Linked DNA regions of Homo sapiens: region 2 is linked to region 1. A link is a contact called in ENCODE Hi-C or POLR2A ChIA-PET data. All regions are on one chromosome and are shown on one strand. The core of a region is the stretch at or near the end of the contact, and the rest is flanking DNA. Distances in the headings are between cores, read along the strand shown.

What was found. A loop is a pair of places that touch in the nucleus more often than their neighbours do. ChIA-PET counts read pairs that join two places held with the same protein, here RNA polymerase II (POLR2A). Pooled maps may share reads with other maps.
Region 2: a loop to region 1 is called in a pooled map, with 3 times the contacts of the local background. The contact joins the promoter of PDE1B here to the enhancer-like site in region 1. A Hi-C loop is called at or near these places in 1 of 50 pooled maps. POLR2A ChIA-PET finds 5 or more read pairs at or near these places in 8 of 52 experiments (HCT116, Panc1, T-cell and 3 more).

Annotation. Positions count from the first base shown.
Region 1 is chr12:54,422,066-54,428,947 of GRCh38, reverse strand. It overlaps GPR84-AS1 (GPR84, ZNF385A, ITGA5 and GTSF1 antisense RNA 1), which reads right to left. Exons shown (of 4, transcript NR_120487.1): 3 at 1,023-1,091. Among named protein-coding and RNA genes, the nearest start is that of ITGA5, 6.2 kb to the right of the region's middle. Within about 2 kb of position 5,632, at least 5 of the 41 ENCODE cell types and tissues checked have a DNase peak (open chromatin) inside an H3K27ac peak, as active enhancers do.
Region 2 is chr12:54,547,831-54,554,484 of GRCh38, reverse strand. It overlaps PDE1B (phosphodiesterase 1B), which reads right to left and starts at 4,884. Exons shown (of 16, transcript NM_000924.4): 1 at 4,713-4,884; 2 at 4,500-4,625. The coding sequence starts at 4,612. It overlaps NCKAP1L (NCK associated protein 1 like), which reads right to left. Exons shown (of 31, transcript NM_005337.5): 31 at 6,242-6,654. RefSeq lists an enhancer at 3,706-4,334 and a silencer at 4,900-4,959.

The DNA.
Region 1 (6,882 bases), core at 4,383-6,882:
TACAACGTCTCTGTGTATATATGTGTGTGTTGGGAGGAGGGAGAGACTCATGCTTCCGGGCCATAATAAGGTCAAACCACTGTTCCAAAAGTGGCTGTCTCCAGGACACTGCCCACCACCCACAACCCCCACTACCTCCCCCCAAGTCCAACGGCTGGCTGTGAACTCCTCCTACAGGAACCCAGCCAGTTCTGGGGAGACTGCTGGTGAGGGGGGGCCCAAGGGTGAGTAACGGTTCCCGTGGGGATCGGGGTGCCCATGACTAATCAATGAGAGGGTGAGAAATAAAACTTACATTCCTTGACTTGTAGGGCAGTAGCTGGAGGTGGGAGGTGGGGCAGGGGCAGACTGAAGCAAGGACAGCCAAGTAGGGACGCAGAGCGGGAAGCGAGGCTGAGGTGGGGGTAGGGAGTCCTTCCAGCCCTGCTCTCTCCATATCTCAGGCTGAAGGAGAGGCAGGCCCCAGGTAACCAAACACCTGGGTTTCTGCTTCCCATCCCCTGGCAAATAAGCTTCTCCTCCAGTTCATTCAATCCAGGGCTACAGACTTTGAATGGGCTGAGGGAAGGGCACACTGACATCTCATTTGCATTCCTCAGCCCCTGCCCCACTCATCTAGGAGTCCCTATGCCCAGAAGACCCGGCTTGGAAAAACTCCGCTGTGCAAGGCTGAGAGCCAGACTAAAGGCATAAAAGCGGAAATGAGCTGGGAGCCAAGATGCTGAGAGAAGGAAGGAAGCCAGTCTGCTGCCACAAAGGAGTCAGGAAAGAGAGGGAACAAACAGCCAAGTGCTTCCTGCCCATACCCTTCCCTGCCTCTCCACCAACCTCCTCCAGCCTGTCCAGACATCTCAGGCCCAGGGCAGAGTAGGGAAAGGAGTGCAGAGACCCACACGAAACGCCCTCTAAAGCTTCCAGCTCAGCAGCCTTCATGGCAGAGGCCGGGGCTATTCTCACAGCAGCCCCTGCATCAATAGCTAGATGATCACTCCCATGTTAGCCAGTTCCAGAAGCTCCCTTACCCCAATTTCCTCCACCAAAGTGACCCGTTCCTCTCTGTTTCAAGCTTGCTTTCTCTGGCCCTCCAGTATCTGCAGTTGAAAGAGAACACCATGAGTTTGGGAAGGGATGTGGTAGTGGGGAGGGTTGGGAGAGTTGTAAGAACAGGCAGCCCTCTTCCCCAAACTGCTATCTCACCTCCCACTGCACTGGCAAGAGAGCAGGGGCAATCACACCTCACACACACACACACACACACACACACACACACACCCCCAACTTTAGCCTATTGACAGATCAGGATACAGATACCCCACCCATGCAAATACACCAACACAAGCATGTTCAGGTTTTCAGACCATACACACACAGAGAGGGAGATTTTCACCTCACAGGCACATTCACATCACACAGGATCTTTTCCCAGCCTGGCCAGCACAAATGGTGAACATGGGAAAGATGTAGAAACCTGGGTCAACTTGGGCCCAAAATATATTCCAGCTTTGGCCCTTCTCCAGGTCTGTTTCTCCATTCCTTGCTACTCCCCCAGGGCTTTCCCATGCAAAACACAGGAGAAGGCGGAGAGGAGGCACCTGAGGGTGCTCTGTTCCTAAGCTGTGATACTCAGTCAACTCTGTCTGGGTTTCTGGAACCCAGCCCCCCTCCCTGAGGTGATCACATGGAAAATGTCCAGCTGCGGTTGCTTGGAGAGATGAGCTCAGCCAGTCTGAGTGGGGCTGGGGGCCTGGACTCAGCGTCAGACTTTCCACTTCGGACCTTACCCCTCCTCCCACCTCCAAATACCACTCCAGGGATTCAGGAGCAGGAAAGGGGCCAAAGGGACTTCTGACACAAATGTCGCAGTCTTGGACTGGTTCAGAGGGGAAGGGTGGACACTGATGAAGGGCGGAACAGATCTGGAAGCACCTCTAGTCTGCTTCATTCCTGCCCACCCACTTCAGGGAAATAAATCCAAAGATGGACCAAAAAAGACAAGGGAGACTAGGTTGCAGTGTAATAAGTGGGGGGAAGATGACTTCAGAAATTGGTCCCCCGGGGTGGGAGTGGGAGGGCAGGGAACTCAAGAATAGATTCAACTCAATGACCCCAAAATGACAAAGGACATAGAAAGCTGGGTCCTAAATGGGAAGCTGGGGGTGGCAGAGGAAGGAGCAGACCAGTGTTACACTGCCTCTCATTGGCCAATGAAGAGTTCCTGACCTGGCAGGAGGAAAGGATTAGTCTCTCCATCCAGTCTTCCAAAGTATATTTCCCACTCTCCATGACTCTGCACCCCTGCCCTCCCTCTCCTCACGTTCCTTTCCCTCTGTCCCCCATCTCTATTATGCGCTTCCCCTTTCCTTTCTCCTTTCCTCTCTCCTACCATCTTTCTAGGATCCTCCTTCCTGGTTCCTCCACCCCCTTCTCCTTCACCAATCCCTTGCCCCTCTGTCTTTTCCTCTCGCGGAACCCTCTCTGTCTACCTCTTTGCTCTTATTTATGTCTCCAACCTCACCCATTTCCCCCTCCTTCTCCCTCCTTTTTCTCCCCAGCATAGCCCACAGAGCTTTATACATAGTAAGCACTCAAAAATATATACTACTTAGATCAATGGCACTTATTAGTTAATGTCCCTTGCACAATTCTAGGAATCTTAGAGCAGACAGATCTTTAGTAGTTAAAATGTTGGAGCCATGAAAGGTTTTGATCTGAGAAGTAACATCATCAGAGCCTTGGTTTAGGAAGATTAATTTGCCTGCAAAGAGTAGGGTGGATTTCAGGGGAAAATGAGACCCTTTTTTCATTTTCTCTCTTTCTTTCTTCAACTGTTTCTTTCTCTCTGACTTCTTCACCATCTGACAGGCTTCCCCACCTGGCCATAACTTCTTCTCTCCCTTCCATGAGTCTTCCCTCTTTCCTTGAGTTTTCCTTCCCTTTACCCCTATCCTGCCCTTCCTCCTCTCAACAACCCCCCTTCCTAGAACATCTGTAAGCAATTGGCTTGTAGAGAGGGGTAGGGTTGAGATTTCCCAGCCAGCTGTGGGGGTGTGGCCAGCCCTGGCCGACTGGATGGAAGAGTGTGGCCTGAAGGGAGGGCCACTCTCCCTAGAGGTGAAAGCTTGGAGTGCCATCCCACCGTTCCTGTTCCTAGGCACCCAGCCCTTTAATCAAACCCCAAACTTCTCTTCTTCCCAGGTCAATCTCATCACACACCCCTTTTCTATCTCAGAGACCTGGAAGCCCTAGCCCTACCTCCCAGTTCCACAATTCTGTCATCTGGAACCCTCTAGCCACATGTAGATTAGAGACTGGAAGAGGGTACCCAACCTCCCAACTGCTGGACATCTGTTGAAAGGAATATAAACTGAAGGGTCAGAAAGCTCCTCCTCTTGGCTTCTCCCTTAGGGCTTTGAAGTCCAATCAAGGACTGAGGCCAGAGGTCGGGGGTGTGGGTATTCAAAGGACAGAATGCAATTCAACCTTTACTGCAGGTAAGGTAGGAAGTCCAATATATTTTTGTACATTAGACCCAGAAGTAATCACTTGTGAATTGTGAATGTATAAACTGTATACAACATTACTTTCTTTTATACTATTATCTCAATTTAGTAAGCCTCAACCTTGGAGTCCAGGGGTTAAGAATCTTCTAAGGCTTTGTTCCTCCTCAAGTTATAGCTCTGGAAGAAAAGGAGGGGGCTCTGCTTCCCAGGAGTGCTCCATATTACTGGGCTCATAAATCTCAGCCCCAGAGACTCTCCATTTTACTTTTATGCACTGGCTGCTGGGGACACTTGGAACCTTTGCAGGAATTTCTGTAAACCCCACTTATCCCCTAGTTCAGCACCCCAACAGGTTAGCTCTCCCTGAAGAGAAAGGCAAGGGGATGGACCTATTCTTAGCCCTGTACATGATCTCTGGAAAACAAATGTGCTCATTGTGAGGTGATGATGGACAGGGAGGAATTTGCAGCCAAGGAAGGAGTGTATGTGTTTGGAGGTAGAGAGATGAGGAGCGCCAGAGGTCCAGAGAGCTCATGAGGAAGACTTATGAAAAGCAAGGAGAGGGACATGCTGTGCCCCATCCCCAACTTTGTGCCATTGTGTTAAGGACTAATGGCACACTATGCTCTACACATACACACACACACCCTGATTCCTACCTGATCAGAGATGCTGTTATCTCTATAAAGCCAGAAAGAGCTGAAGCTAGTAACATAGCATGTCTGGGTTTGGAGTGCAATCGGTGGCCCTCCTGCCTTCCTCCCCAACCTCTTTCCAATGCCCTTTCTGTCTGGGATTGATAATCCTTCCCAAGAGAGGGCTGGAAATGGCAGGCAGACTTGTGGAGGTGGGAGGGAACGCCTGGCTCATCCTCAACCCCTCATAGCCCCAATCGGATGTGCACTGGGAATCCTGGTGCTCCAGGTCCCTTCCTGATGGGCTCCAGATGTGCTTACATCTGGGAAGGCCATCCCAAGAAGCTGACACTCCCACCCACAGCTCCCACCCCGGATGGTTCTCTCCTCTGACTGCCAGGCCTTTGAGCTGAGAAGATTCAGGCACCCCTTTCCTCTCCAGAGGTAGGTACAAGGCAGCAAAGGGGAGAGAAAGGAAAGTCATGGGGGTGGCATGAGTAAGCAAATAAAATGAGGTCAATGCTTAGGACACCCCAGAGGATCTTATTTTCCTTTTAACTTCCTATCTGGGGTTGTTACATTTTGCCATAGCATTCTGGTGCCTCTAAATATGCCATAAATAAATAAATAAATAAATAAATAAGAAAAACTGAAGAACTTTTGGAAGAGAAGACATTAGCAAGAGTGGGGGAAATTCCTTCCCATTGATCTGCTTAATCTGGATTCCTGGGTCTTATATCTTGTATCCCAGTGTCCTCTTAGCTCTGCTCCTTTCCTGTCAGTGCCCATCCCCTAGTCCCTGTCTCCATGTGCCTCTCCAACCTAGTCTCGCCTGGAAAAACTCCCAGTTTGGTCTCCACAGAGGTATCTAGTCACAGGTTTTTTTTGTTTGTTTGTTTGTTTTGAGTCTGAGTCTCTCTCTGTCGCCCAGGCTGGAGTGCAATGATGCTATCTCGGCTCACTGCCACCTCCACCTCCCGGGTTCAAACGATTCTCCTGCCTCAAACTCCTGAGTAGCTGGGATTACAGGCTCCCGCCACCATGCCCAGCTAATTTTTTGTATTTTTAGTAGAGACGGGGTTTCACCATGTTAACCAGGCTGGTCTCAAACTCCTGACCTCAGGTGATCCACCCGCCTCAGCCTCCCAAAGTGCTGAGATTACAGGCGTGAGCCACGACATCTGGCTCTAGTCACAGTCTTAATCACTGGGTTCGGAGTCCTGGAGCAACAATAGAACCCACGAATCTTATTGCTAAGGTCTGCTTTTGTCACCCTAGTAAACATCTTCCATCCACCCCTCCTGTGCTCTGTGCAAACTGGGGATAGAAAAAGGAGAGGAGCCTGGGTTTATTTTAGGCATAGGACACAGGGGAGGGGTTTCTCCTGGGTCAGACAGCGGGTAGGGATGGTGGAGGTGACTCACAGATGATAGAGCCCTCAGTTCCTCTAGGCAGAGACCTGAGTCAGAGAAGCAACAGAGCCTGAGGGTGCAAATGGTCTACTCCTGTACTTTCCAATTTCCCTTTCTTAGACATACACGCACACACACACAGAACAACTCCCCAGCTTCAGCAGTCTCTGGATCCTGGTATAACTGGGCTCCTATTCTACTTCTGGAAATCCCCCCACCCCCGCCTTCAGCTTCATAATTTTCCTAAATATCCCACCTTCCTTCCCTCTGTGAGATCCAACTTCTTTGTTTGCTTGTTTGTTTTTGTCTTGTTTTGTTTTTGAGATGGAGTCTCGTTCTGTCACCCAGGCTGGAGTGCAATGGTGCAATCTCAGGTCACTGCAACCTCTGCCTCCCAAGGTTCAAGCAATTCTCCTGCCTCAGCCTCCCAAGTAGCTGGGATTACAGGCACCCACCACCACGCGTGGCTAATTTTTGTATTTTTACTAGAGACGGGGTTTCACCATGTTGGCCAAGCTAGTCTCAAACTTCTGACCTCGTGATCTACCCACCATGGCCTCCCAAAGTGCTGGGATTACAGGCATGAGCCACTGCACCCAGCCTAGGAAGTTTTATTTCATGGACACCTCAGCCTCTACCACCTCTACCCAATCAGACTTTTTACAGCCCAACAAGACCTGAGTCTGTTTCTTAAAACCAAGGCATCCAGCCTTAGTGTTCTCAGAATTTCCAGGCATTTGAGAATCTTAAAGAAGCCACTGAGTCTCACCCCAGAGAAATCACATGCATATAAACAAAAACTTCCATCCAGTTTCAGAGGATTAATGGATTGTATACCCAATCTTCCCCCACCCCACCCCAAGGACAATGGATCTAGGTTATAATTCCTACTCTAGAATCTTCCCCCATACCTCTGTAGAAACCCAGCCGGTTTACAGGGCTGACATTGCAGTGGGAAAAGCAACGGCTCTGAAATCTACTGGGATTGGGTTTGGATTTACCTCTGCCCCTTTCTGTTGGCCTTCGCTTAGTCACTTCTCTCCTTTAGGCTTCGATTTCCTAACAGTAAAATGAGGATCATGATACCTTCAGTGCTGGATAAGTTGGGATAAATGGGATAGAGGCAGATTAAAGGTCAAGCCCAGGGCCAGGAATACAGCATGTGCTAAATAAACCATTATCAGTACTCCCCACCCCTCTTCCACACTACTAAAATTCAGCATGACCCCTGGCGTTAGAACTTGCACCTGTATCCTGAACTCCTCTGTGGAAATTCACTCTTGTGGTTCTAAAACTCCAGCCTTCAGGGCAAGCAGGCTGGCGACAACAGGAGCC
Region 2 (6,654 bases), core at 3,635-6,134, 130 kb before region 1:
GAAAAGTGGGGTATGAAACCGAGGGAGAAGAGATTCCCTTTGCTATGGCTGGAAGCAGAGGAAGAAGGACTAATCTGCTGAGGATAGCACTAAAAAACTGTCCCCACCAAGGCATGAGAAAAATGACACTCCTTTTTCTCCAGAGGTCCAGGGAACCATAGTTTATGCTGCAATCTTCACAGCAGCTCCACATCCATAGACAGAAAAAGGAGAATGGCAGCATGATTTTCAAAACTGGTAAGAACCATAGAAGATCACTCCATGGGGCCTATACAAAAAGAGGGCAAAAGCCAGGGTTAAACCAATGAGGCACCCAGTCTCAGCTTCTTCCTCCCATCCACTGGATCTCCCCAGGAATGTCAAAAAATCTCAGTGTCACAAATACATACACAAGATCACACATAGGTATTATCCCATTACCTACATACACACATACATCATCTCATAACTAGGACAATTTCAGGTATTCAGGTAAGTGCACACCTTCCCAATATATTTATTATTACACATGCCACTTATAAAAACAGACACATCTTCATGGAGCTCTGTCCCCAGCATACATATCAACCTTTACCCAAACACATGTATACGTGTCAGGCAGGCATTCACAATTTCATCCTAACATATCTCATTCACACAATCCAAACGCCACAGTTTCTGGATCCTCTCTGTAACTCCTTCAGTTCCAGGCTCTGTCCTGAGGTCCCTAAACCCCATATCTTTTAAGCATCACCCTCTCAAAAAAACAGCATCATCATCATCTCCCTTTCCTCCACCTCCATTTCCTACTCCTCCCCCCGCCACTCAACAAACACGGAGGTATACACGCACCACAGAACCAGAGACAGAACTGGACCTCGTAACATATGTACATATATTCACTATTTCATTTGTTCATTCCTTTATTTAACAGCATTTATTGAGTGCCTGTTATGTTCAAGGTATCACACTAGACTCTGATGAAACAAAGATAAGCAAAAATAATCCCCAGTGGGGTCCCTGCTCCAGCTCATCTATAATGACCTTGAACCACAGCATAGAACATTGAGCCTAGACTTTGAGGGTCCCGAGTGCGTACCATGTGGGGAAAGAAAAAGAGAAAGGGACTATGTCTATACTGTCCCAAAGGAAGGGGGAAGTTCCATCTGTAAAATGTAAAATTCCAAGAGAAACTGGAGCAGAGAAAAGAGAGTGGTGTTTGTACCATCCTGGGAAAAAGAGAACTCATATTTATGCTTTTCCTATGTATATAACCCCCCTAAAGAAAAAATGAGGCAGAAACCCAGAGTGGTAGAATTTCATCACTTGGGTGGGTGTAGCAAAACAGGGAATACAGAGCCCCCTGCCTCTCTACACCACTTGATGGAGTTGAAGCAGGTTACAAGCTCTGTAGGAAGAGGGACTATGTCTGTTTTGTCCACCACCGACTGTATTCTCAGCATCCAGCATGCCACCTGGTCCATAGAAGGCACTCAAGAAATAGTTGTTGGATAAATAAATGAGCTGAGGATGGCAAACCAATGTCTGCTCATCGTTTTTCTTGAATCACAAAAGACACAGAAAATCATTTCTATCTCTTCTGGTCTTCTTCCCATTCCCTAAAGCCCTCTGATCTCAGAGAAGGGTGGACAGCCAAGTCAAATACTTCCTCTTAGGGTTACAGATGCTGAAAATCATCCTGGCCAACTCATCATCTCCAGATGGCCTCTTTCACCCTCTCTCATGCCTCAGTTTATGAGTTTGCTTAATTAGAGAAATTGTTCTGAAAATAGGGGTAAAATCACACAGTTAAGAGATTCTCTTCAGCTCATATGATACAGATTAGATTCTGAATTTATTTTTGACAGGGTCTTAGTGTGGGAAACAGAATTCTTGGATGCTCTTCCCAACAAAAAATTGCCCTGCACTATTATATTAGTGTGGGCTTTTTATCCAGAGTCAAAAACACCAGGCCTAGTCTCCCTGAAGAAAGTCTGGATGTCCTGATTAGAAATTAAAAGGGTAGAAGGGGGGGAATAGGATGTGTTGAGTAGAAGAATCTAGATAGATAGTTAGATAAATACATACAAGTATATATGCCATGTTTCCATTTCCAAGCAGTACCCAGTCCTAAGATAATCATGTCTATTTCCTATTTCCAGACTTAGCAACCCCTTCCCACCTTGACCAAAGGGGCAGGGGGATCTTTATTTCCACTTAAAAGGGGGAACATCTCCTTTCTCACCTATTCAGAAACCATCCCATTGAGAGGGTTGGGAAACTCCCACCTCTTACCCAGCAAAGCCCTAAATCCTTTTATTTCCCTTCATCTGATAGTCAAAGCCTCCCCAATATTCAAAAAGGCAAAATCCAGTAGGCCATCAACATAGATCAAGTTGGGATCTACCTTGATTTCAAGGTCTTTCTCTGCTTTAAGGACGTAAGACTGGGAATCTATTCCTGCCAATTAATAATCCGGAGATTGTACTTTTTTGGGTAAGTTATATTACATGTAGCTAGCTTTATTTTTTACTTGTAAATTTATTGTACAAAGCTAGCATTCTTAAGGACCAGACTGCTGAAGTGAGTGAAGACCAGAATGATCTAATCAATAAGAATAGGGATCCTTGTCCACCCTAATCTCATGTAAGGACATCTCAGCTAAGGCACTCTGGAGAGACAGATGCCTCTACTCCCTTCTCTTCCCAGGTTTCATGCCTCCTTCTGGGAATCCTCTTCTCTCACCACTGAGCACTTCTCACACTAAAGGAAGAAACAACAATTCATTTTCAGGAAAGGCTTTTGGTTAGAAATGTGTGGGAGATAGTGAAACTAGTAATACCCACTCTTTCGCAGGGCCCTGTTACCTGGAATACAGGCAAGGTAAGTATGATGAGCCACTAGTGTTAGGGGAGCCATCCTGAATTCTCCCATTTATGGACCTGGGGCCCTTCTTTACCTTTCAACTACTTCCTTATCTGCCCCTTTCCCCAGCTCATTTACCATTAACGCAGCGTCATTTTCTATCAAGAATCACACAGTGCTCCTCCCAACAAAAATCAGTTCAATCTGGTTTTCCATTTCTTCATCCCAGAACTCATTCCAAGGCTGTGCTTCATAGAGCCCAGCAAATTGGATTGGCCAGAGGCAGCCAAGGAGGAGGACTGAGAAGTACATTTGGATTCCAAGCCTTGTTGCCCACTATGCCTCAGTTCTCCCTAACGCCTCTCCAAGTAGCTAGTGTATAAATCAGACCCATCTGCCATAAAAAGGTGTCATCTTATCACCATAGGTGAAGTATTTAAAGAACAATACAACATAAGCATCTATCCATCCCCTACCCCCATCTCTCCCTCTCCCAGAACCCAGAAATAGAAAGCTTCGGTGCTCACTATGGAGAACATTGAGGAGGAACTGGGTTCAGGGCTATGTTTACTGTGTTTCCTCTCTAAACATCCATAGTCTCCTATCTGTTTCCTCTTTCCTGGGGCCATGGATTCATCTCGGAGAGAGGGACATCTTCTCTTGTTCCCTGATTAAGAATCAACAGACTGCGGAGATTTCCCAATGGCAGCAGCTGACTGGGAGATAAACATGGTGCATGGCTTGTCTTTGACCCAATCCTCTTTTTTTTCTAAGGAGCAGGGGAAAAGTTCCTTTCCTCCCCTGGGACTGGAGTATCAGATACCTGAGTTCTTCCTTCCCCCATTTATTCCTCCCCACATGCCCTGGTACTGCAACAATAGGAAAAGATGCCCAAATGTGCTTGGAGATCCTGGAAGACCCTATATAAACAAAAAGCCTCTGATTAAGCCAGTTACCTTGCCTTTGTCAATCAATATTTCTTCACCATCATCACCTCCTTCAGCTTCCAGGTGGGGGCTCCAACCCCCCCTCCAGATTCCACGTGGGTCCCCTCATCATTAATACATAGAGTGAGTTTCCAGGCCCCAAGAGATGAGCAGCTCAGGCATGGGGTAACCCCCACCCCACTTCCTGTGCATGAGGCAGAAACTACCAATCCCAACTGAGATACATATGACCCACAGGTTGGCACAAGTATTCCCATGCAGTAGATCTACAGCTGTGTGCAATCACTCCACATACCTCTGTGACCCACGCTCACTCATGCACACACATGTCATGTGGCTCACATCTGCACAACTCTGCACATGGATATGTGTGAGTCAGCCTGGCACCTCTACTGCCCTCCTGCAGCCCTGCCACACTGCATATACTGTGCTGCCTCTAGGCGCTGCGTGTGTCAGCCTGGGGTCCACAGGCACAGGCACATCGTTACCTTTGCAACTCCTAAGCCCGCTCCAACTGGCCAGCTTGCTCCGCACATGCCTTGCACATGTGGCCTGGCCACGCGTGTCAGGGCCGTGCTTCCTCGCACCTGCCAACATCTGTGCCAAAGAGAATCTACCAGCCCACAGCCCTGCTCCAGTTATCCCCCCTCCTCCTCCCGCTCAGGCTCCCTAAGGTCCCTTCCCCCCATTCCCGGGCCGGGGACTTACAGAGACCGAAGCTTAATCCACATCTTCTTGCTGGGGGCTGACTTCAGCTCCAGGGGTGACGGGCAATCCGACTCCTCCAGCATCTCCGGAGGACTGCGGGGGGACAGCTCCATGCTCAGCCACGGTCTACGGAACAGAAGGAGGAGACAGCACCTCGGCTCAGCTTCAGCCCCAGCCGAGAGACCCTCACCCCCCATCCCAGGCCCTTCCCACCTGCGGCTGGCGTGGACCAGCCAGGCCGGTGTCTCTAGGCTCGGCCCAAGCTGGCAGAGCTGCAGCTCCTGCGGCTCCTCCTCTCCCGCTGCCCAGCCGAGCTTTGGGCTCCCAGTCCAAGCTCTCCGCACCGCCGCTGCTGCTGCCGCTACCGCCGCCGCCGCCGCGCGCTGCCAGAGCCGCCTCCTCGCCTCTCTCCTCCTCCCCCGGCCGGGTTCCCCCCTCCCTCTGCTCTCCCTCCCTTCTCCTCAGCCTGCCCGCCAGTCTCTCACTCCTCACAGCCACTCCTCCCCCTCCCAAAGGAACGATTGGAAGCCGGGGGCACACACAGACAGAAGCGCCCAAGGGCGAGCGCACGCACACAGGCGCCGGGGACGAGTGGCTGCGTGTGCCCTGTACTGGCGGATGTGAGTGCGTGTTTACAGAGTGCAGCGGAGGCGGCGGGCTGGACTTCGGTGTGGGTGGTTGTGTGGGTTCTCTCCGTGTGTTTTGAGTTTCTGTGTATGTGGTTGTGGTTCCATGTATCCACGTGTGCCTAGCTGCCTGCGTGTCCCATGTCTGAGTGCGGGGTAGGGGATGAGCACACATCTTTCCCTGCTAGATCTGGACTCGGAACCCAGTCGGACCAGACCCCACCTGTGCTCCTGTCTTGGAAAAGTTCAGGGTGTGCCCTGAGCTGTGATGGCATCCCACACTTGGCCTCGGGTCCCTCAGCTTGATCTTCCCCACCTGTCTCCAAGACTGTGGCCTTCTCCATGGTACTTCTGCCTGCCCGCCTAGCAGATAGGAATTTCTTCCAAGTTCAAAGCTCTCCAGAGCAGGCATCTTTTTTTTTTTTTTTTTTTTTTTTTTTTTTTTTGAGAAGGAGTCTGTGTCGCCCAGGCTGCAGTGCAGTGGCGCGATCTCGGCTCACTGCAACCTCTGCCTCCCCAGTTCCAGCGATTCTCCTGCCTCAGCCTCCTGGAGTAGCTGGGACTACAGGCGCGGGCCACCACGCCGGCTAATTTTTGTATTTTTTAGTAGAGATGGGGTTTCACTATATTGGCCAGGCTGGTCTCCAACTCCTGACCTCGTGATCCGCCCACGTCGGCCTCCCAAAGTGGTGGGATTACAGGTGTGAGCCACCGCACCCAGCTTAACATCTTCTTCTTTGACTAGGTAATAACTCTACACAGCCAGGAAAGCATTCCTGATATCAAAACCCCTCCTGAAGCACTTCCAGCTCATTTTTTCTGTTCTGTCTTCAGAGAAAGAAATCTAGGAGCTAAAGGCCCAGCACAAAACAGCCTAGCTGGTTAATAAACATTTGTGGAAGGAGTGAACTGGAATTTGAACTCAAGACCTTGTAAAAGGGCAAAGCCTCCTCCATCCAACCGAGTCCTACCTAGGACTCTTGCAGGAACCACCTCTCTTGCTCCATATTGTTCTCTCCCTTAATGACCACCTGCTTTGGCATTGGGGAAACTCCTATGTCAACAGAAAGTGGAGATATATTCACTAACTACTGAATCCAAAACAGGCCACTAATCCAGGATCCCAGAATGTGAATTTTAATTTCAAAAAATTCTGGAGGTTGGAAGGAGGAGTGATCAGGAGAAGGTATTTACTCTGTTCTAAATACTGAGTGGAGGCTCCTCCTCTCCCAGTCAGAGAAGGAGAAAAGAAGTGAAATGGAAGGGCGAAGAAGCGGATGAACTGTCACAGCTAAGACTCCTAACATAAAAGAATTGCCAAGTTAGGTCAGCATTTAGATTCAGCAGAAGTATCAGCAGAACCAGCTCCCAGAAAGTACAGAGGCAGAAAGAGATGGCAGAGTCAGAGATGGAGAAAAAAGTGGAAATAATAAGGGACTTCCCACCCTCTGTCCATCTACCTTTAGCACACATCCCTTGGCTTTTCCCCAGACCCAGCCAAGAAATGGCTGCATCTGAGACCCTAGTCA